Regions from separate parts of the Homo sapiens genome. Here region 2 is linked to region 1. Evidence: read pairs that join two places in POLR2A ChIA-PET (ENCODE). Cell type or tissue: CD4-positive, alpha-beta T cell. All regions are shown on one strand. Each heading gives the region's core, and the rest is flanking DNA. Links, peaks and the distances in the headings are about the cores only.

What was found. Peaks named below come from ENCODE experiments on the same cell type or tissue, not always from the same donor. Only the 100,000 strongest peaks of a DNase experiment are listed, where the experiment ranks them.
Region 2: POLR2A ChIA-PET joins it to region 1 with 5 read pairs; 6 of 35 experiments call an interaction of 5 or more read pairs at or near these places.

The regions. Positions count from the first base shown.
Region 1 is chr5:80,340,660-80,352,665 of GRCh38, reverse strand. It overlaps the pseudogene CRSP8P. Among named protein-coding and RNA genes, the nearest start is that of SPZ1, 27 kb to the right of the region's middle. In CD4-positive, alpha-beta T cell, for the core only: CTCF peaks have their summits at 6,087 and 6,386; a DNase peak (open chromatin) is centred at 6,425.
Region 2 is chr5:80,393,078-80,405,083 of GRCh38, reverse strand. No RefSeq gene overlaps it. Among named protein-coding and RNA genes, the nearest start is that of ZFYVE16, 9.0 kb to the left of the region's middle. In CD4-positive, alpha-beta T cell, for the core only: no CTCF peak of the experiment used is centred there; DNase peaks (open chromatin) are centred at 4,493 and 5,403.

The DNA.
Region 1 (12,006 bases), core at 4,985-7,484:
CAGCTAATTTTTGTATTTTTTGTAAAGATGGGGTCTCACTATGTTGCCCAAGCTGGTCTTGAACTCCTGGACTCAATCAATCCACCCACCTTGGCCACCCAAAGTGCTGGGATTACAGGCACGAGCCACCATGCCCTTCTGAAAAATGGCATTTTTTAACCTCTCTAGTCTCCTTTCATATCTCATAACCCAATTTAACCTAATGAGAAAACCAGCAGATGACGTCCCATAGTGGGACATCCCACAACATAACTGGCCAGTACTTCTCAAAACTTTCAAGTTTATCAAAAACATGGAAAATCTAAAAACAGTCATAGTCAGGATGATATAGTTTGGCTGTGTCCCCGCCCAAAATCTCATCTTAAATTATAATTCCCATCATCCCCATTTGTCAAGGGCAGGATCAGGTAGAGGTAACTGGCTCATGAGGGGGGTTTCCCCATGCTATTCTCGTGATAGAGGGTGAGTCTCACGAGATCTGATGGTTTTATAAGCATCTGGCATTTCCCCTACTTGCATTTCTTCCTGCTGCCTTGTGAAGAAGGTGCCATGTTTCCCCTTCACCTTCCACCATGATTGTAAGTTTCCTGAGGCCTCCCCAGCCGTGCTGAACTGTAAGTCAGTTACACCTCCTTCCTTTGTAAATTATCCAGTCTCTGGCAGGCCTTTACAGCAGTACGAAAATGGACTTGGCTGTGGCGGCGGCAACATGGCGGACGTGATAAATGTCAGTGTGAACCTGGAGGCCTTTTCCCAGGCCATTAGTGCCATCCAGGCGCTGCGCTCCAGCGTGAGCAGGTTGTTCGACTGCCTGAAGGATGGGATGCGGAACAAGGAGACGCTGGAGGGCCGGGAGAAGGCCTTCATTGCGCACTTCCAGGACAACTTACATTCGGTCAACCGGGACCTCAATGAGCTGGAACGTCTGAGCAATCTGGTAGGCAAGCCATCTGAGAACCATCCTCTTCATAACAGTGGGCTGTTAAGCCTGGATCCTGTGCAGGACAAAACTCCTCTCTATAGTCAACTCCTTCAAGCATATAAGTGGTCAAACAAGTTGCAGTACCATGCAGGACTAGCATCTGGCCTTTTAAATCAGTAGTCGTTGAAGCGTTCCGCTAATCAGATGGGAGTATCTGCCAAAAGTAGACCAAAGGCTCAGCCCACAACTCTTGTCCTACCACCTCAATATGTTGATGATGTGATCAGCCGCATTGACAGGATGTTTCCTGAAATGTCCATCCACTTATCCAGACCCAATGGAACATCAGCAATGCTTCTGGTGACCTTGGGAAAGGTGTTGAAAGTGATCGTCATCATGCGGAGCCTGTTCATTGATCGAACAATAGTAAAGGGATATAACGAGAATGTCTACACAGAAGATGGCAAGCTTGATATATGGTCCAAATCCAACTATCAAGTATTCCAGAAGGTGACAGACCACGCCACCACGGCCCTGCTCCACTATCAGCTGCCCCAGATGCCGGATGTCGTAGTCCGATCCTTCATGACCTGGTTAAGAAGTTACATAAAGCTGTTCCAGGCCCCATGCCAGCACTGCGGGAAGTTTCTGCAGGACGGCCTTCCCCCGACATGGAGGGATTTCCGAACCCTCGAAGCCTTCCATGACACCTGCCGGCAGTAAGCCCCCACGCTGGCCCCAGCGTGAGACCCCACCCGGCAACTTCCCAGACACTCAGGAAGCCCACAGAAGGCTCAGCTGGTTCCTCACTGCCCAGATGTGTACAGCCGCTCCTCCCTTTCAGCGCCATGTGTGCTGAGGCCACTCTTGAGGAGCAGACCCCCCCTGTGGCTGATGAGACTAATTATTCCCACTAGCCAGTGGACTGAAGGCAAAGAAGACTTTTCTAGAACCTGATAGAAGGAAGCTGTGCAGCATGCTCCTCGTCCGTGTGTGTCGGCAGTGCTGGTGTCTTGTCGTTTCCGCGAGCTATTACTAGAATGAGCCCTTGTGTTCATGGGTATCGTCATGCGGGGTTCTTGTGTTTTGTGGGGCTTGGGGTTTGGTAACTTATTTTTATAAGCAATAAACCTTTTGTACCCCGGAAAAAAAAAGAAAAGAAAAGAAAATGGACTTATACACAGGAGAAGCCTAAGGAGACATAACAACTAAAGGTAATGGGGGACTCTGGAACAGAAAAAGGATATTAAGTTAAAAACAAAGGAAATCTGAAGAAAGTATGAATGTTAGTTAATAATAAACAAACAAAAATTGTGGATTTTCACTCATATTACTTTGAAACATACTTATTTCAGAAGATGTAGTTAGAGTTACAAGTTATGGTCTGTTGCCACAGAACTGAATAACTCATTCTGCAGGTCATCAGAACCACGGCTATTTTTCTGTCTTATTCCTGTTCTGGCCAACAAAACTGGTCCTGGACCAGAAAAGAATTTTTAACAAGTATGCTTTCTTTTCAGAAAATAATTAGTTGTTTTCTTGAAATATAGTTGTTTTAAAAGAAACACATGCTACTTATTTTTTAAAAATACTGTCAAACCCAATGGTTAACTACAAATCTAGGAATTCTAGATCATGTGCTATTCTTCAGGGTATTTATTTCCTTGTTTAAAAATGTTTATTATAAAGTCGAGCAGGGTGGCTCACGCCTGTAATCCCAGAACTTTGGGAGGCTGAGGCAGGCAGATCGCCTGAGGTGAGGAATTTGAGACCAGCCTGACCAACATGATGAAACCCCAACTCTACTAAAAATACAAAAATTAGCCAGGCTTGGTGGCAGGCGCCTGTAATCCCAGCTACTCAGGAGGCTGAGGCAGGAGAATGGCTTGAACCCGGGAGGCAGAGGTTGCAGTGAGCCGAGATCGCGCCACTGCACTCCAGCCTGGGCCACAAGAGCGAGACTTCGTCTCAAAAACAAAACAAAACAAAAAACAAACAAAAAGTTTTTTATAGTAAGACCAATTAAAAAGCAATGAACATTGAGAGGTAAACTATAAATAGCTCAATCTTATATGCTCCTGGTATTTTCTCCATCCAAGTTATGTATAAGTGGGAAATGGCTTACTTATAAACAATATGATTTTACAACATGCTACTAGGTAATTTAAATTCTTAAAATCATCAACAAAATTTGATTGACATTCAAAATCGTGAAGCCGTTGACGATTCCTTAAGTCCACTCATTCAGTTAGAAACAAATGAGATCTTCTCCAGAATTCTTTTTTTTTTTTTTTTAGACGGAGTCTTGCTCTGTCGCCCAGGCTGGAGTGCAGTGGCGCGATCTCGGCTCACTGCCAGGCTCCGCCTCCCGAGTTCACGCCATTCTCCTGCCTCAGCCTCCTGAGTAGCTGGGACTGCAGGCGCCCACCACCATGCCCGGCTAATTTTTTGTATTTTTAGTAGAGACGGGGTTTCACCATCTTAGCCAGACTGGTCTCGATCTCCTGACCTCGTGAATCGCCCGCCTCAGACTCCCTAAGTGCTGGGACTACAGGCGTGAGCCACCGCGCTCGGCCTCCAGAATTCTTTTAGGAGTTATTTCTCAAGTTACATTAAGAGATTCCTTTTCATTTATATTTGATTTGGTACTACATCTGCTGTACAAATTTCTTCTTCATTTCAATTAACATATGAAATAATAGAAAATTTAATTGACCAAATCTCTTCCAAAGTCTCTGAAGTCTTTTCTCAGTATATGCAAGGAGAGAAATAATCAGTAATTCAAAATAATTGTCACAATGTTGTAATTCACCAAATCCTTCACTCCTCCAGAGCAAAAACATCTATTGCTTATCTTTCTGATTCTCACTGACTGTAATGTAGTGTCTTGCATACGACAAGTGCTCAAGAAGTAGTGAAGAAATAAATAATAATGTAAAGGGCAGTTTCACTTTGTGAAAGACATTTGAATTTTTGATAGCCTAGTTACTTTCCTTATATTAAAACTATTTATATTTCTTGACAAATACCAACTAATCGCAGAGGGTAATACCTTAGCTTGTTATAAAAGAAAAGCTAAACTGTGATAAAAAAATTTTTCTGTGGTTAATCCATAAAATACCCAAATCATACACAGGTAACCAAAAGTTGACTATGGTGTGATTACACTATGTAAAATAAAATAAATAGACAAAAAACTAGCATGAGTTATGTTATTAAATATTGCTATCTTTGAAAGATGGATATATTTTGGGGTTGACATTAATAGAATCTGGAATAAGGGGTAGCTATACTTTTAGATTTTAGGATCTATTACTTCAATATTATTACACAATGTCTCTGAGTCTCCCAAAATATTTTTCAAGTGACATGGTGCAAGAGCATTATTTCCTCATTATGCTTCTCTAAAACATGTTTTTCCTTCATAAGTAAATGACCTTATACTTATTCCTATTATAACTCTTCAGGTAAATATATATTGCATTAATTTCCATGCACATATGTAATTTTCCAGGGTCATTTTGAATTCTAATTCAGTTCCCCAGGATATCAGAGATCCCTCCTAATTCCGTTTTTTTTTTTTTTTTTTTTTTTTTTGAGACAGAGTTTTGCTCCTGTTGCCCAGGCTGGAGTGCAATGGCGTGATCTTGGCTCACTGCAACTTCCACCTCCCAGTTCAAGCAATTCTCCTGCCTCAACCTTATGCGTAGCTGGGATTACAGCCACCCGCCACCACGCCTGGCTAATTTTTGTATTTTTAGCAGAGACGGGGTTTCACCATGTTGCCCAGGTTGGTCTCGAACTCCTGACCTCAGGTGATCCACCCGCCTCGGCCTCCCAAAGTGCTGGGATTACAGGCATGAGCCACCACGCTCAGTCTGAGATTCCTCCTAATTCTGTATCTTTAACATGCCTAAGCATTTTCACAATTCTTCATCAAAATACCTAATACATGCAATAATCACAAGTAGCATCCATTGACATAATCTCAATTCAAAAACAGTGATGATAATTATGCCACAAATAGACAATGCAGTTAAATTCAAATCCAAGTAAGGTCTAGTTATGATTCTGTTAGGTTCCTTTTTTTTTTTTTTTTCCTTTCGCTGACACAAAGTGCTCAATAGAAAAACTTTTTCAGGCTAGGCACAGTGGCTTACGCCTGTAATCCCAGCACTTTGGGAGGCCGAGGCAGGTGGATCGCCTGAGGTCAGGAGTTTGAGACCAGCCTGGCCAACACAGTGAAACCCCGCCTCTACTAAAAATACAAAAATTAGCCAGGTGTGGTGGCAGACGCCTGTAGTCCCAGCTACTTGGGAGGCAGAGGCAGGAGAATTGCTTGAACCCAGGAGGTGGAGGTTTCAGTGAGCTGAGATCATGACACTGTACTCCAGCCTGGGCTACAAAGCAAGACTCCGCCTTAAAAATAAAAAAAAAATTGAAAAACTTTTTCAAAAATAAAAGTTTGGCCAGGCATGGTGGCTCACTTCTATAATCTCAGCATTTTGAAAGGCTAAAGAGGGAGAACTGCTTGAGGCCAGGAGTTTGAGACCAGCCTGGGCAATATAGTGAGATCCCATATCTATAAACATTTTTAAATTAGCTGGGCATGATGGTGCTTGCCTGTAGTCCCAGCTACTCAGGAGACTCAGGTGGGAGGATTGCTTGAGCCGAGGAGTTTGAGGCAGCAGTGAATTTGGATTGCACCACTGCACTCCAGCCTGGGAGACAGAGTGAGACCCTGTCTCTTAAAAAAAAAAAAAAAAAAAAAAAAAAAAAAAAGGCCGGGCGCAGTGGCTCACGCCTGTAATCCCAGCACTTTGGGAGGCCGAGGCGGGCGGATCACCTGAGGTCAGGAGTTTGAGACCAGCCTGGCCAATATGGCGAAACCCCCTCTCAACTAAAAATACAAAAAAATTAGCCGGGCATGGTGGCAGGCGCCTGTAGTCCCAGCTACTGGGGAGCCTGAGGCAGCAGAATCGCTTGAACCCAGGAGGCAGAGGTTGCAGTGAGCCGAGATCGCGCCACTGCACTCCAGCCCGGGCGACAGAGCAAGACTCAGTCTCAAGAAAAAAAAGTAAGTTTGTTTTTGCATCTGAACCAAATGCTTGACAGCTCTATACCAGGAAATTCACACTAGGACTCAAAATGACACAGATACTTCCAGGCTTAGAAGAGATCTATAGAGAGAACAGCTAACTGTTGGTGGCCTAATTCTTTTACCACTTACCACTTACACTGAAGCCAGAAACAGATGTGAACAATAAGTTATTCTTTTCTTTAACAAAGATATTTTTGAAAGAGAAGGATGAAAAATATGACTAAGATATTTTTTGAGTTATATGAACAAACTGGGTGAGTTATTTTTAAAAATCAACTGGAGGTAGTATATCATGTGTTCATCCCAAGACTAAGAAGCATGACCCAAGAATAAGAGATAGAGTTTGTAGCTTCTTTCAGGCCTGGAAAGGCAACAGGAAACTATAGGGGCCACCTGGTGGCAGAGGACCAGAGAACGTGGGCATGTTCTAAAGTCAATGGGGAAGATCAGGTGAAAATTGTCCTTGAAGCTGCTTGCAGCCTCAGTGCCCATCAGACAGCAGCTCTGCAGAGCCAATGAAGCGACCACCTAGGACAGAGGGCCAGCCCTACCCCCCTATTTTCTGAGACCTAGGAGCCCAGAATTCTTGTGTAATTCCATTGAGGTAAAGAAGGAGCCCCTAACTAACTGAGGCTGACTTTGTCCCTCAGTTTCACCTCAAAGCTGATTAAGTTTGATTTAGGGAAATAAGGCTCTGTGGCTTTTTGCCTCCTACTGTTTAGCACCCACTAAATATGGTTTTGGTTTTTGGGGTTTTTTTTTTGAAGACAGCATCTCCCAGACTAGAATGCAATGGCACAACCAGGGCTCACTGCAGCCTCAACTTTCTGGGCTCAAGTGATCCTCCGCCTCAGCCTTCCTAGTACCTAGGACTACAGGTGTGTGCCACCACGCTCGGCAAAATTGTTTTAAAAAAATTTTAGTAGAGATGGCGTTGCACCGTGTTTCCCAGGCTGGTCTTGAACTCCTGGACTCAAGTGATCCTTCCACCTTGGACTTCCAAGGTTCTGGGATTACAGGCCACTGCAACAAGCCACTAAATATGGTTTTAAATTTCTCAATAAAGAAAAACGGAATAGAGTAGGAATACTGCTTGCTCTCTGTATAAGCATTCTCAACTACCTTGATTAGTATTTTCTCTTCCTGGAGTGTGGTGATCAGTAAATCTTAAATTTATTTCTTCAGATCAAAAGTAGACTGTAATGGGCACAAGATGTGTTTTTTCCCTGTCTACTGTTTAATCTAGTTTTTTGTTTGTTTGTTTGTTTTTTGACGAAGTCTTGCTCTGTGACCCAGGCTGGAGTGCAATTGTGCAATCTGGGCTCACTGCAACCTCCGCCTCCCGGGTTCAAGCCATTGTCCTGGCTCAGCCTCCTGAGTAGCTGGGGTTATAGGTGCCCGCCACCACACCCGGCTGATTTTGTATTTTTAGTATAGACAGGGTTTCACCAAGTTGGCCAAGCTGGTTTCAAACCCCTGACCTCAGGTGATCTGCCTGCCTCGGCCTCCCAAAATGCTGGCATTACAGGTGTGAGCCACCGCACCCTGCCAATTGTATTTTTAGTAGAGACGGGGTTTCACCATGTTGGCCAGGCTGGTCTTGAACACCTGACCTTAAGTGATCTGCCCACTTCAGCCTCCCAAGTTGTGGAGATTACAGGTGTACACACACAGACACACACACAATGACAGTTAAACAGTTAAAGAAAAGTATGCACTAAATGGAAAAAGGGACTCTTTATGTGTCTGCTTCCCCATTAAGGTCTTACAGGGTGCTTGCAGTGGTTCCAGTTTACAAAGGGACTAAGCTTATGTAGGACTTTATTCTCTCTGTGGCGTTTTCTCTCTCTTTATGACCATTTCTATCCAGTGTCCTTTTAAGGTCAAGGGCTCCTAAACAAGCTCTCTGGCCTTTGTTAGCTTGATGACAGTAAGTTTCCTCATATGCTTTTTTCCAAAATGGAATTTTCATCCTTTTAATCTGTTTTTGCAGTTTTGTTGATGGCCTATATCCCTATTGAGTTCCTTTCTGAGCTTTTCTTGTTGCCTCTATATTTGAAACTGGAGACATTGAAACATCTCTTGGAATAAGAATAACACTATTATGCCAGGTGCAGTGGTGCACGCCTGTAGTCCCAGCTACTCTGGAGGCTGAGGGAGGAGTGCCTGAGGCCAGGAGTTTAAGGCTGCAGCAAGCTATGACCGCACCTGTGAATAAACACTGCACTTCAGCCTAGGCAACATAGTGAGACCCCCATCTCTAAAAAGTACAAAACAAAAAAAGAATAACTCTATTAAATTTTGTATATATAGACTCAGTGGGCTCTGTGGCTATTCAGATCCAGAAAAAGGACTGTCTTTAGATCAACAAGTTTTGAAAGTAGAGAAAGGATATTCAGTCACTCCTAAAAACACTGGTGGTGATCACATTGTCATTTGTGTAACTTTGCCCATAAAGCTGAAAGCAAAGACCCTTCCTTTGACCATGTTAAGACAGAAAAAGAAGATGGCTATCTACAAGACTAGGAGGGAAGCCTCTGAAGAAACTAACCCTGATAACACCTTGATCTCAGGTGTCTGGCCTCCAGAATTGTGCGAAAATAAATTTCTGTTTTGTTTTTTTTGACGGAGTCTCGCTCTGTTGCCCAGGCTGGAGTACAATGGCGTGATCTCGGCTCACTGCAACCTCCGCCTCCCAGGTTCAAGCAATTCTCCCACCTCAGCCTCCTGAGTAGCTGGGATTACAGGCATCCACCACTAGGCCCAGCTAATTTTTGTATTTTCAGCAGAGGCAGGGTTTCGCCATGTTGGCCAGGCTGGTGTTGAACTCCTGACCTCAGGTGATCCACCTGCCTCGGCCTCCCAAAGTGCTGGGATTACAGGCGTTAGCCACCATGCCTGGCCAAATTTCTGTTGTTTTTTTTTTTTTAAAAAAGACAATTCCTTAACTCCCCATTCTTTCTCTTTCTCTTCTTAGGAAAGACCTCATTTACTGCCTGTATTTCCCCACCTTGACCAAAGCTGTCATCCAGTTAGGATTTCAGCCAGTTACTCCATTAAACTGCTTTTAACTGCTCTTGGTAATGTCACAATGACCTCCAACTTCTAAATTCAGTGGATATTTTCCGTTCTCATCTTATGTGGTCTCTCAGCATTTGATAAACCTGACCACTCATTCCTCCTTGAAACAGTCTCTCTCTTTGATTCACCTGGAAGCTTCTTCAAGTCTCCCTTGAACTCTTCCACTTTTATCAGATTATTTCATTTTGGAGGTCCTCAAAGCTCTCTGAATTCTCCTTTCATGATGTCACACTAGTCTAAATGATTGCGTCCACTACCATGGTTTAATGACCACTTACATGTTGATGACTCACAAAGTCATATCCTTAGGCCAGGCTCTGCTTCTGATCTCAGGATCACATATTCAGCTGGTTGCTGGACAATGTCAAGAGCTACGAATGGCCTGAGATTTTACCTTAGTTTTAAGTTAACTAATTAACCTGACACAATTTTATAAGCTCTGCCAGAAGACATGAGACTCTTGAGTCAAAAACAAACAGCGGGCCAGGCACAGTGGCTCACGCCTGTAGTCCCAGCATTTTGGGAGGCCGAGGCGGGCGGATCACCTGAGGTCAGGAGTTCGAGACCAGCCTGGCCAACATGGCGAAACCCCATCTCTACTAAAAATACAAAAATTAGCCGGGCGTGTTGGTACACGCCTGTAATCTCAGCTACTCAGGAGGCTGAGGAAGGAGAATCACTTGAACCCAGGAGGTGGAGGTTGCAGTGAGCCAAGGTCATACCACTGCACTCCAGCCTGTGTAACGGGAGCAAGACTCCCTCTTAAAAAACAACAAAAACAAAGCAAGCAAACAAAGGGCTTTGTTATTCACAGAAGAGGAAGCATGAGCCTCATGTTTGCATCTGTGCATTTACCACCAAGACTCCACAGTGGCGACAGAAAGTTGGGCTCAGGTAGATGCTGCACAGTCTGTGGGTTTGTCTCATAGCTAAGGAACCCTGAACTTACCTGAACTTAGGAAGTCTCAATCTTTTTTTTTCTTTCTTTTTTTTTTTGAGACAGAGTCTCAACCCTGTCACCCAGGCTGGAGTGCAGTGGCATGATCTTGGCTCACTGCAACCTCCGCTTCCTAGGTTCAAGTGGTTCTCCTGCCTCAGCCTCCTGAGTAGCTGGGATTACAGGTGCCTGCCACCATGCCCGTTAATTTTTGTATTTTTAGTAAAGACACGGTTTCACCGTGTTGGCCAGGCTGGTCTCGAACTCCTGATCTCAGGCGATCCGCCCACCTTGGCCTCCCAAAGTGCTGGGATTACAGGCGTGAGCCACCATGCTCACCCTCGCCCTTTTTTTTTTATACAGGGTCTTGTTCTGTCACATAGGCTGGAGTGCAGTGGCATGATCACTTCTCACTGCAGCCTTGACCTCCACAGGCTCAAGTGATCCTCTTACCTCATCATGCGCTACTACATCCAACTAATTTTTGTATTTTTTGTAGAGATAGGGTTTCACCATGGTGCCTGGGCTGACCTTGAACTCCTGGGCTCAAGTGATCCACCTGCCTCAGCCTCCCACAGTGCTGGGATTACAGGCATGAGCCACTGCACCTGACCCTGAACTCTCAATCTTTTAAAGGAGCTGATGTCTAACCTACCCAACCTTTACCCTGGAGAGAAACATTATTGGAGAAACATCTTGGATGGTAAAAAATCCTGCTCTCTTCCCTGGAGGGAAATGCTATTTCAATCTTTCAAGGCTGTTCACCATACAAACACCTTTGAAGGAGGTTGTCTGGAAAAAAAAAAAAAAGCTGCCACAATAACTCAAAAACCCATGAAGAATTGTCTCCCAACAGATATTTCTCCATGTTTCTTTAACATATACCTCGCCTAATACCTGGCATAAAACAGATGCTTAGTAAAAAATTGTTGGTTAATATGCCTAAGAAAAACTAATGCTTAAGGAAGAGGGTCAAAGGTATCAGGCACCACATAGAGATAAAAGAATAATTGGAAAATGCCACCGAATTCAACACTGAGAAAGTCACATCAGCAAAAATTTAAAGCAGTAGATGAGGAGCCTATGTAAGATGAGGTGTGGAGGAAAAAATATGAGAGCTGATGTTCTCATCAAAAAGTAAGCGGTCAAGAGCTACTGTTCATAACCTATGAAATAAGAAAAGGATGTCAAAGTGTGTTGTTTATAGCTGCAGAGGTTGACCAGAGGAGGAACTGAGAACAATTATGTAGCTTTTTTGGAGGGGAATATAATGGAATTAAATCTTCATATTTCCCATTGGGAAGTCAAAAGCCAATGTCTAAATTTCTTTACTCAAGAGATAGCAGTGTGAACAACTTACAGAAATGGAAGTGACCAAAGGAGGAATAAAGAACAGAAACAGTTACAGCCAGTGGCTACTGGACAGTAGAACTGATGGGGGAAAACGGGTGTGGGAGGCTATTGCTTCCTATCATCTGTAGCTCAGTTTCCTCTTCTGTAAAAGGGAGATAATCATGCCTGCCTTAGAGATTGTTGTGAGGATTAACTGAGCTAACACATGTAAAGGGCAAAAAATGACACTAGACACATAACAAGCATTCAATTTATTTAATTTTTATTGTTTTAGCCCTTTGCATATATCTCTTTGATAAAAATTTTAATTTAAAAGGTGAGAAATTAGAGCTATTAAATGTGAACTACTTTTTTCAGACTCTAGCTAGAACGGGGTATGGGATATAAGAGCTATCGTTTTGTTTTGTGTTAAGATTAGAGACTATTGAATTTGCTTATAGACTGAAGGGTAGGAACCAATAGCAAAAAACATGTTGAAGGTACAAGAGAGAAGTAACTGACAAGGTCTCTGAGGAGGCAGTGGGGGTTGGAATTCAGAGCACAGGTTGAGATTTTTGCCTGGAGAAAACAAGTGTCAGTTCTGAGGACAAAAATAATGGGGTTGCAAGATTA
Region 2 (12,006 bases), core at 4,461-6,960, 53 kb before region 1:
TTTCTTTTTTTGACAGGATCTTACTATATCACTCAGGCTGAAATGCAGTGGTTGGATCATGGCTCACTGCAGCCCCAACTCCTGGGGCCCAAGTGATCCTCCTACCTCAGCCTCCAGAGTAGCTGGGACCACAGGCGTGCATCACCATGCCCAGATAATTTTTATTTTTATTTTTTTAAAGACAAGGTTTCACTATGTTGCCTATACTGGTCTCAAACTTCTGGGCCCAAGCAATCCTCCCAATTAGAATTCAAATTCAGGTAATCAGGTAGTCAACCTCCCAAAGTGCTGGGATTACAGACATTAGCCACTGTGCCAGCCTAACAATTGCTATTCTTGATGGTTATATTTCTTTTTATAAATTGATCAGTTACATCCATGTTGTTATATCAGTAGCCTATGAATTTGGCTAATGCAAGTATAAGTTCCCTGGAGCACAATTACTTGCAAATACATTTTAAAACTGAATTTCTTAGTCTACTAAACTGAGAATAAGATACAGGGACTTGATGACCACTCCACATGTTTGTCACTATATGAAGACTCGTTTGCTCTGTTTTTGTTTCTGTTTTTGTTTTTTAAGGAGAATTAATAAGTTTGTTCATATAAAATTTGTAGCCTTTGATTACCTTTTAATGCCAAATGTCTACTAAAAATTTAATCTGCTAACAAAGCAATTGCAATACTTTTAGTAGATGTTTAGAATTATAATAACCTTTCCTAATTATGCTTTGAAAGAGTATTTAATTTGGGTTCCACAAAACTTCTGATCTATAAAGTAGTAAAAATAGATGAAATCAACCAACAAACCAAAGTTCAAATCAATGACTACTACTTTAGCCCAATAGTTCTCTGTGGAGGTGAGGGGTGATTTTGCCTCCCAGAGGACGTTTGACAATCTCTGGAGGCATTTTTGGTTGTCACCACTGAAAGAATGCTACTGATATCTAATAGATACAGGCCAGGGATGCCGCTAACTGTCTTGCAATTCACAGGAGAACCCCCAACAACAAAGAAGTTTTCAGCCTAAAATATCAACAGTGCCAAGGTTGAGAAACCCTGATTTAGCCAGTGAGTGGTTTAAAGCTAGTATATTTCTTCCAATTCCTAGTAAACAGTTCCTTTTTTTTTTTTTTTTCTGATGACCACAGCGGCACAAATGTGAGTTCAGAAATTCAGAACTGGGTTTTGAACTTCTACATAAGGCCCTATACCAATGAAAATTAAACTTTGTACCAAGTAGTACCCAAAGTTAACTAGATTAGAGATAAAAAATCTACAATGACCAGTTTTATGGAGCAGACAGCTGGTCAGTTGTACTCTGGCACAGAAAAATGCTCCATTCCTATTGTTCAGTTGCACCAGACACACGTATCATCACTTATTACTAAGAACCACTTTATAAATAGCTGTCATTTATTGATCACCTACTGTTTTCAGCCTTTATCTTATAAGTAAACCAGGTGTTCTCGCAGTATGAACATTGTTGCTCATCCATAAACAAAACCTGAAGTTCAGGATTTCTCCCTGCTGTTATAACTACTTTGTTAAGTACAGGCTGTTATAACTACTTTGTTAAGTACAGCAACACTTACTGGTCAAGGCCTTTATCAAAACAGCAAACTGAAGAACACACTCTCAACAGCCCATTCTCCTTTTGTACAAAGTGCTATAATTTAGTATTGGTTCTTGTGAGAGAGGCTTTTCAATTCTCTAAGGAAAGTTTTAGTTGTGGTGCTCAGATAATCGCTGTAGATCCTTGTATTTAATACAGCAACTGTATTTACTTAAAGTTATAAAGTCAAAAAGCTCAAATAACCAATATTTTTTCTGAGTTCTTTAGAAATATATGACAAACAATAAATTAATGACATAGCAATGATTTGTTGATAAACATAATAAATCTTATGAGCTTTCTATATCAACAGTAAAAAAGAGGAATAACTGGTGTTTAATTCAACAAACACTTATTCATTTTTTTTTTGTTGTTTTGTTTTGTTTGGTACAGGGTTTCACTCCCATTGCCTAGACTGGAGTGTAATGGCTCGATCTCGGCTCACTGCCGCCTCAACCTCTGTGGCTCAAGTGTTTCTCCTGCCTTAGTCTCCCAAATACCTGGGACTATAGGCGCATGCTACTGCACCTGGCTAACTTTTGTATTTTTTGTAGAGGCAGGATTTCGCCATGTTGCCCATGGCTGGTCTGGAACTCCTGGGCTCAAGCCATCCACCGACCTTGGCCTCCTGAAGTGCTGGGATTAGAAGAGTGAGCCACCAAGCCCAGACAGTTTATTAAACATAATTGCATTGTTTTTCCTATTGATCTTGCAGTCATTGCAAGATCTTGCAGTGCTTTTGAATTGACAAAGAAAATAGAGATAAAGTTACATGAATTTTTAGAATTAAATTGTGTTTTATTATATTAAGGTGATTTCCTTAACCATTATAATAAATGAAAGCTTATTCAATTAACCTGGTCCAACCCCTCTCTACACATATATTCAATAAGCAAAAAGAAATGGTCAGTATGGCATGAACCTTAAATTATTTTTTAAAACCAATTGTTATTTTATAATACATTGATTATATTATTTTGTTAACAGATTCAACAATTGTAGCTATGTTAGCTAGTGGTTTCATGTTATTTTGTAACATGTAGTTATGTTACTTTGTAGATTCATGTTACTTTATAACACTAAATACAAGAAATGTGGCTTAGTTTTTGGCTTTGGAACTGAGTAATAAGGAAAATCAACAAGCTACTAAAAACTCAAATGCCTTTCACACACAAATGAAATTGAACTCTGTATTACCTTTATTTGTTTATGGGTGTTTCTTCTGCTGTGCAGTGCATTATGCTAGGAGTTGGAAGAAAGGTGAATAATTCATGTTTTTTGCCATGAAGAAGTTCACAATCCACTGTATCATTCTTTTATTTACTAACAGATATTTGAGAGACTGATGGCAGGTGATAAAGTTACAAGATCTTTGTGTAGATTCTTGGTCAATTAAATTTTCCATGAATTCCTTTGTTGATTGAAATGAAAAAGAAATCTGCATATCAAATTCAGTGTCAAATCAAATATTGACGAAAACGTATCCTTGGCAAAGTTTGGATCATAATTGCTAAAAAATTCCATGTGTCAGCTTTGGCCTCTAAAGAGCTCAGTTTATAACAGTGGTTTCTGCATTTGAGGAAATCATCCCAAATGTAACATGTCTGGGCAATTTATTCCCTAGACCAACCAGCCATGACTGAATAATCTACAGTTATTATTATTATTATTATTAGACAAGCTCTCACTCTATCATCCAGGCTGGAGTACAGTAGCCCAGTCATAGCTCACTGCAGCCTCAAACTCCTGGACTCAAGTGATCCTCCCACCTTTGCTCCCCAAGTAGGTGGGACTACAGGTGCTTACCACCACATCCAGCTGATTTTTAAATGTTTTTCTAGAGACAGCGGGAGGGGGTGAGGGGTGGTGGGAATGTCTCATTGCGTCGCCAAGACTGGTCTCAAACTCCTGGTTTCAAGTGATCTTTCCACCCTTGCCTCCCAAAGTGCTGGGATTACAAGGCGTGAGCCACTGCGCCTGGCCAGTTTTTATTATTTTCAAGAGAAACAGGTATCCTGATGATTTTAAGAGGCTTAAATTCCACAATAATATGAACTCCCAAACCTATTCACTTTTCATAAGTAACCTGGGTAAAGAAAATACCAAAAGCAAATTAAACTTAACTGCAGTATTGCAATTTTTCATTTCTTTCCTGTTTCTTGGCTGGTCTTATGCTAACATGCAATTTTAGAACTAGGGATTCTTTGCCCCAAAGCACAAAATGTGACCTGGAACTATTAGTTATCCACTGGTATTTAAGTGCTATATAACCATGTTAAAACACTCATATTTCAAGAAAAAGGAATTTTAAACTTTTTTAAAGAAGATAAGACCTTTGTTAAAATTATCCGCTGGTCCATGGCCATTAAGATCAGCTGTTTGGAGCAATGTCACTGCTATTGATTGACTATGTTCTCCAAAATTCATGTATTGGAATTTAATGGCCAATATGATAGTATTAAGATGTGGGGCCTTCAGGAAATAATTAGGTCATGATGAGGGCATAGTCTTCATGGACAGGATTAGGACTATTATAAAAGGGCTTGGAGCCTGGGTGACATAAGGAGACCCCATCTGTATAAAACTTTTTTTGTTAAATTAGCCAGGCATGGTGGCGTGTGCCTGTGGTCCCAGCTAGGAAGGCTAGGGCAGAAAGATTGCTTGAGCCTGGGAGGTCAAGACCTGCATGCAGTGAGCTGTGATCACACAACTGCTCTAGTCTGGGTGACAGAGCAAGACCCTGTCTCAAAAAGAAAATTAAAAAATAAAAAATAAATAAAAGGGCTTGGTGATATGGTTTGGGTGTACTTGAATTGCATCTCCCAGAATTGCCACGCATTGTGGGAGGGACTCAGGGGGAGGTAATTAAATCATGGGGCCAGTCTTTTCCATGCTATTCTCATGATAGTGAATAAGTCTCTTGAGGTCTGACATGGGTTTATCAGGGGTTTCTGCTTTTGCTTCTTCCTCATTTTCTCTTGCTGCTGCCATGTAAGAAGTGCCTTTCACCTCCCACCATGATTCTGAAGCCTCCTCAGCCATGTGGAACTATAAGTTCAATTAAACCTCTTTTTCTTCCCAGTCTTGGGTATGTCTTTATCAGCAGCATGAAAATGGGCTATGAAATGCACTTGGGTTCACTCTCTTCCACTCTTCCATGTGAGGACACCAAAACAGCACTATATAGAAGGAACAAACCTTCCCCAGACACCAAACCTCCTTACACCTTGATTTTGGATTCCCAGCCTCCAGAACTGCAAGAAAATAAGTTTCTGTTCTTTGTAAATTACCCAGTCTTAGGTATTTTGTTATAGCAGCACAATATGACAGTCACTAATGAAAAAAATGGTTACAGTTTTGATGATCATGAGAACTAATTTTTTTTAAATGCAAAGAAAAGTTTGGAAAGAAATTCACTAAAATATTAACTGTGATTATCTTTGGATGGTAAATCATGAGTGATTCCCCTCTTCTTTCTGAGAAAAAAAAACTTGAATAATTGAACTCTTTCTTTTTAAAAGTATTGCTAAATTCATAATTAAGTCAACCTATTACCTCACATTTATGATGCAATCTCTGCATACAGTATATTGCATGACTGTGCATCACAAGCCACAAATAAACCAAAAGGATGAATGAGCACTTGTGTCTGGTTGCTGCCTTAGAGGTGGCAACAAGAAACAGTCATTCCCAAGGCTCAAGTATGATACAGCTTCAACATCATGACACAGGTTCTCTCATCAAATTATTTGCCAAATATTTTCAGTTCTTCTTTCTTCTGGTCATATGATGGCAGCGTACTTCCTGGCCCCCTTGAGGTTAAATAGGGCCATGTGACTGATTCAGGCAAATAAATTGTGAGCAGAAATGACATGTCATTTCTGGACTGAATTCTTTACTCACCAATGTGAGATCCTACTGATCCTACTTTCCCTCTGGCATAACAATAGACAAGATTTGATACTGTGACTGCTCCATCAGCCTGAGTCTCTGTGGGATTTCAATGAACAGAACACATCTAGAGGAAGAAAAAAAAAAAACCTTGTTGTTTTGTGCCCTGGGATTTTGAGAGTGCTTTAGTACCGCAGCATAATTCAGTCTATCCTTGAAGATAAACTGGAACTTTGTGTTATGCCCCTGAGATTTGTGGCTGGCTATTCTGATTGATACACTGAGAGAGTGCTTCAACGAGACTATCTGCAACAGCATTGTTTCCTGGCATGTTTTTCCTTTGCAAGTGAATTACTCTATATTCATTGTCACAGATCTTATTTTTATCTATACACCCACCCCATTTTATCCCCTCTCCCCCACAATTAGATTATCTTGAGGCAAAGCTCATTTATTATATATTTTATCTCTAAATTTTTCTACATGTATATTTAAAAGATAAGTAGAAAACCTACAAAGTGGAAATAATGTAATCAATCCCCTCGTAGCCAATCCCATAATCCAGCTGCAATATGGACAACCTAGTTTCATCTATTCCATTACATACCCATATGATTTGAAAGCAAATGCCATATGTTGTATTATTTCATCCATAAATATTTCAATATATATTTGCAAAAGAAAATAACTCTGCCTGGGGGCAGTGGCTCATGCCTGAAATCCCAGCACTTTGGGAGGCCAAGGCAGGGAGATCACCTGAGGTCAGGAGTTCAAGATCAGCCTGGCCAATGTGGCAAAACCCCGCTCTACTAAAAATACAAAAAAAAAAAAAAAAAATTGCTGGGCGTGGTGGTGCATGCCTGTAATCCCAGCTACTTGGGAGGCTGAAGCAGGAAAATCGCTTGAACCCAGGAGGCAGAGGTTGCAGTAAGTGAGATCCAGCCTGGGTAACAGAGCAACACTCTGTTTCAAAAAAAAAAAAAAGAAAGAAAGAAAAAGAAAAAGAAAAAAAGAAAGAAAGAAAAGAAAAGAACTCTTCACAAAAATCTAATGATAATACCATAATCATTCCTGAAAAATTTTAATAATAATTCTTCAATATTACCAGATATTTAGGTACTGGTATTCATATTTCTAATTGTTTCATAAATGTCATAATTTTAATGGTTTAAATGAATCAAAATCCAAATAAGATCCACATACTGAGATTAGTTCATGCATAATAATGTTTCCTGTTTCTTTTTTGTTCCTAACAGTTTATTTTTGAAAAAAGTTGTGTCTTTCGGCCTGTAAAATTGACAATATCTACATTTTTCTTCTTTGCATACATCCTCCCCATTGTATCTTTTAACATGTTTCTCTCCCCACTATGTTTCCTGTAAACTTGTAGTTAGGTCTAGAGGCATGGTTTGATACAGGCTCAGTGTTTTGGTAAGGCTGCTTTATAAGTGGTGTTGTGTACTTCGATCAGAAAACACATGATACCTTGTTAGCTCTCATTCAGTGATGTTAACAAACATTGATAATTGCTGCTTGGATCCATTCTTTGATTTGGGGTTTGCAAATGATGACATTCTTTTTTTTTTTTTTTTTTTAGATGGAGTCTCACTCCGTCGCCAGGCTGGAGTACAGGTGTGATCTCGACTCACTGCAACCTCTGCCTCCCAGATTCAAGCAATTCTCCTGCCTTAGCCTCCCAAGTAGCTGGGAGTACAGGTGTCTACCACCATGACTGGGTAATTTTTTGTATTTCTTAGTAGAGATGAGGTTTCACCATGTTGGCCAGGCTGATCTCAAACTCCCGACCTCAGGTGATCCGCTGGCCTCAGCCTCCCAAAGTGCTGCGATTACAGGCACAAGCCACCACGCCTGGCCCAAATGATGACATTCTAATCTATCATTTCTTCTTGGAATTGACTACACGTTTTTCATATAGTTTAAAATATAGTTACACATTTTTTTTTAATTCCCTTAACAACTATTTAGTTCTCCTGAAATAAAGTTTATGCAGGAGGCCAGGTGCAGTGGCTCACACCTGTAATCCCACACTTTGGGAGGCCGAGATGGGTGGATCGCGAGGTCAAGAGATCGAGACCATCCTGACCAACATGGTGAAACCCTGTCTCTACTAAAAATACAAAAATTAGCTGGGCATGGTGGTGCGCACCTGTAGTCCTAGCTACTCTGGAGGCTAAGGCAGGAGAATCGCTTGAACCGGGAGGCAGAGGGTGCAGTGAGCTGAGATCGCACCTCTGCACTTCAGCCTGGTGACACAGTGACACTTTGTCTCAAAAAAAAAAAAAAAAAAGTTAGGGGTGGTTCCAAGATGGCCCAATAGGAACGGCGCCAATCTACAGCTCCCAGTGTGAGTGACGCAGAAGAAGGGTGATTTCTGCATTTCCAACTGAAGTACTAGGTTCATCTCACTGGGGATTGTCAGACAGTGGGTGCAGGACAGTGGGTGCAGCCCACTGAGCATGAGCTGAAGCAGGGCAAGGCATTGCCTCACCTGGGAAGTGCAAGGGGTCAGGGAATTCCCTTTCATAGCCAAAGGAAGCTGTGACAGATGGCACCTGGAAAATTGGGTCACTCCCACCCTAATACTGTGCTTTTCCAATGGTCTTAGCAAATGGCACACCAGGATATTATATCCCACACCTGGCTTGGAGGGTCCTGCGCCCATGGAGCCTCGCTCATTGCTAGCAAAGCAGTCTGAGATCGAACTGCAAGGCAGCAGCGAGGCTGGGAGAGGGGCACCTGCCGTTGCTGAGGCTTGAGTAGGTAAACAAAGCGGCCAGGAAGCTTGAACTGGGTGGAGCCCACCACAACTCAAGGAGGCTGGCCTGCCTCGGTAGACTCCACCTCTGGGGGCAGGGCATAGCTGAATAAAAGGCAGCAGAAACCTCTGCAGTCTTAAATGTCCCTGTCTGACAGCTTTGAAGACAGTAGTGGTTCTCCCAGCACAGAGTTTGTGATCTGAGCACGGTCAGACTGCCTCCTCAAGTGGGTCCCTGACCCCCGAGTAGCCTAACTGCGAGGCACCCCCCAGTAGGGGCAGACCGACACCTCACACAGCCAGGTACCCCTCTGAGACAAAGCTTCCAGAGGAATGATCAGGCAGCAACATTTGCTGTTCAGCAATATTCACTGTTCTGCAGCCTCCGCTGCTGATACCCAGGTAAACAGGGTCTGGAGTGGACCTCCAGCAAACCCCAACAGACCTGCAGCTGAGGGTCCTGACTGTTAGAAGGAAAACTAACAAACAGAAAGGACATCCACACCAAAACCCCATCTGTACGTCACCATCATCAAAGACCAAAGGTAGATAAAACCACAAAGATGGGGAAAAAACAGAGCAGAAAAGCTGAAAATCCTAAAAATCAGAGCGCCTCTCCCCCTCCAAAGGAACACAGCTCCTCACCAGCAACGTAACAAAGCTGGATGGAGAATGACTTTGACGAGTTGAGAGAAGAAGGCTTCAGACGATCAAACTTCTCTGAGCTAAAGGAGGAAGTTCGAACCCATTGCAAAGAAGCTAAAAACCTTGAAAAAAGATTAGACGAATGGCTAACTAGAATAACCCATGTAGAGAAGTCCTTAAATGACCTGAGGGAGCTGAAAACCATGGCACAAGAACTACGTGACGAATGCACAAGCTTCAGTAGCCGATTCAATCAACTGGAATAAAGGGTATCAGTGATTGAAGATTAAATGAATGAAATGAAGCGAGAAGTTTAGAGAAAATAGAGTAAAAAGAAACGAAGAAAGCCTCCAAGAAATGTGGGACTATGTGAGAAGACCAAATCTACGTCTGATTGGTGTACCTGAAAGTGACAGGGAGAATGGAACCAAGTTAGAAAACACTCTGCAGGATATTATCCAGGAGACCATCCCCAATCTAGCAAGGCAGGCCAACATTCAACTTCAGGAAATACAGAGAACGCCACAAAGATACTCCTCCAGAAGAGCAACTCCAAGACACATAATTGTCAGATTCATCAAAGTTGAAATGAAGGAAAAAATGTTAAGGGCAGCCAGAGAGAATGGTCAGGTTACCCACAAAGGGAAGCCCATCAGACTAATAGCGGACCCCTCGGCAGAAACTCTACAAGCCAGAAGAGAGTGGGGGCCAATATTCAACATTCTTAAAGAAAAGAATTTTCAATCCAGAATTTCGTGTCCAGCCAAACTAAGCTTCATAAGTGAAGGAGAAAAAAACTCCTTTACAGACAAGCAAATCCTGAGATATTTTGACACCACCAGGCCTGCCCTACAAGAGCGCCTGAAGGAAGCAGTAAACATGGAAAGGAACAACTGGTACCAGCCACTGCAAAAGCATGCCAAATTGTAAAGACCATCCATGCTAGGAAGAAACTGCATCAATAATGAGCAAAATAACCAGCTAACATCATAATGACAGGATCAAATTCACACATAACAATATGAACCTTAAATGTAAATGGGCTAACTGCTCCAATTAAAAGACACAGACTGGCAAATTGGATAGAGTCAAAAACCATCAGTGTGCTGTATTCAGGAGACCCATCTCACGTGCACAGACACACATAGGCTCAAAATAAAGGGATGGAGGAAGATCTACCAAACAAATGGAAAACAAAAAAAGGCAGGGGTTGCAATCCTAGTCTCTGATAAAACAGACTTTAAACCAACAAAGAGCAAAAGAGGCAAAGAAAGCCATTACATAATGGTAAAGGGATCAATTCAACAAGAAGAGCTGACTATCCTAAATATATATGCACCCAATAAAGGAGCACCCAGGTTCATAAAGCATGTCCTTAGAGACCTACAAAGAGACTTAGACTCTCACACAATAATAATGGGAGACTTTAGCACCCCACTGTCAACATTAGACAGATCCACGAGACAGAAAGTTAACAAGGGTATACAGGAATTGAACTCAGCTCTGCACCAAGCGGACCTAACAGACATCTACAGAACTCTCCACCCCAAATCAACAGAATATACATTCTTCTCAGCACCACATCGCACTTATTCCAAAATTGACCACATAGTTAGAAGTAAAGCACTCCTCAGCAAATGTAAAGAACAGAAATTATAACAAACTGTCTCTCAGATCACAATGCAATCAAACTAGAACTCAGGATTAAGAAACTCACTCAAAACTGCTCAACTACATGGAAACTGAACAACCTGCTCCTGAATGACTACTGGGTACATAACGAAATGAAGGCAGAAATAAAGATGTTCTTTGAAACCAGCGAGAACAAAGACACAACATACCAGAATCTCTGGGACACAATCAAAGCAGTGTGTAGAGGGAAATTTATAGCACTAAATGCCCACAAGAGAAAGCAGGAAAGATCTAAAATTGACACCCTAACATCACAATTAAAAGAACGAGAGAAGCAAGAGCAAACCCATTCAAAAGCTAGCAGAAGGCAAGAAATAACTAAGATCAGAGCAGAACTGAAGGAGATAGAGACACAAAAAACTCTTCAAAAAAGCAATGAATCCAGGAGCTGGTTTTTTGAAAAGATCAACAAAATTGATAATCTGCTAGCAAGACTAACAAAGAAGAAAAGAGAGAAGAATCAAATAGACACAATAAAAAATGATAAAGGGGATATCACCACCGATCCCACAGAAATACAAACTGCCATCAGAGAATACTATAAACACCTCTGCGCAAATAAACTAGAAAATCTAGAAGAAATGGATAAATTCCTGGAAACATATGCCCTCCCAAGACTAAACCGGGAAGAAGTTGAATCCCTGAATAGACCAATAACAGGCTCTGAAATTGAGGCAATAATTAATAGCTTACCAACCAAAAAAAGTCCACGACCAGACAGATTCACAGCCAAATTCTCCCAGAGGTACAAGGAGGAGCTGGTACCATTCCTTCTAAACTATTCCAATCAATAGAAAAAGAGGGAATCCTCCCTAACTCATTTTATGAGGCCAGCATCATCCTGATACCAAAGCCTGGGAGAGACACAACAAAAAAAGAGAATTTTAGACCAATATCCCTGATGAACATCACTGCAAAAATCCTCAATAAAATACTGGCAAACCGAATCCAGCAGCACATCATAAAGCTTATCCACCGTGATCAAGTGGGCTTCATCCCTGGGATGCAAGGATGGTTCAACATATGCAAATCAATAAATGTAATCCAGCATATAAACAGAACCAAAGACAAAAACCACATGATTATCTCAATAGATGCAGAAAAGGCCTTTGACAATATTCATCCGCCCTTCATGCAAAAAATTCTCAATAAATTAGGTTTTGATGGGACGTATCTCAAAATAATAAGAGCTATTTATGACAAACCCACAGCCAATATCATACTGGATGGGCAAAAACTAGAAGCATTCCCTTTGAAAACTGGCACAAGACAGGGATGCCCTCTCTCACCACTCCTATTCAAATAGTGTTGGAAGTTCTGGCCAGGGCAATTAGGCAAGAGAAAGAAATAAAGGGTATTCAATTAGGAAAAGAGGACGTCAAATTGT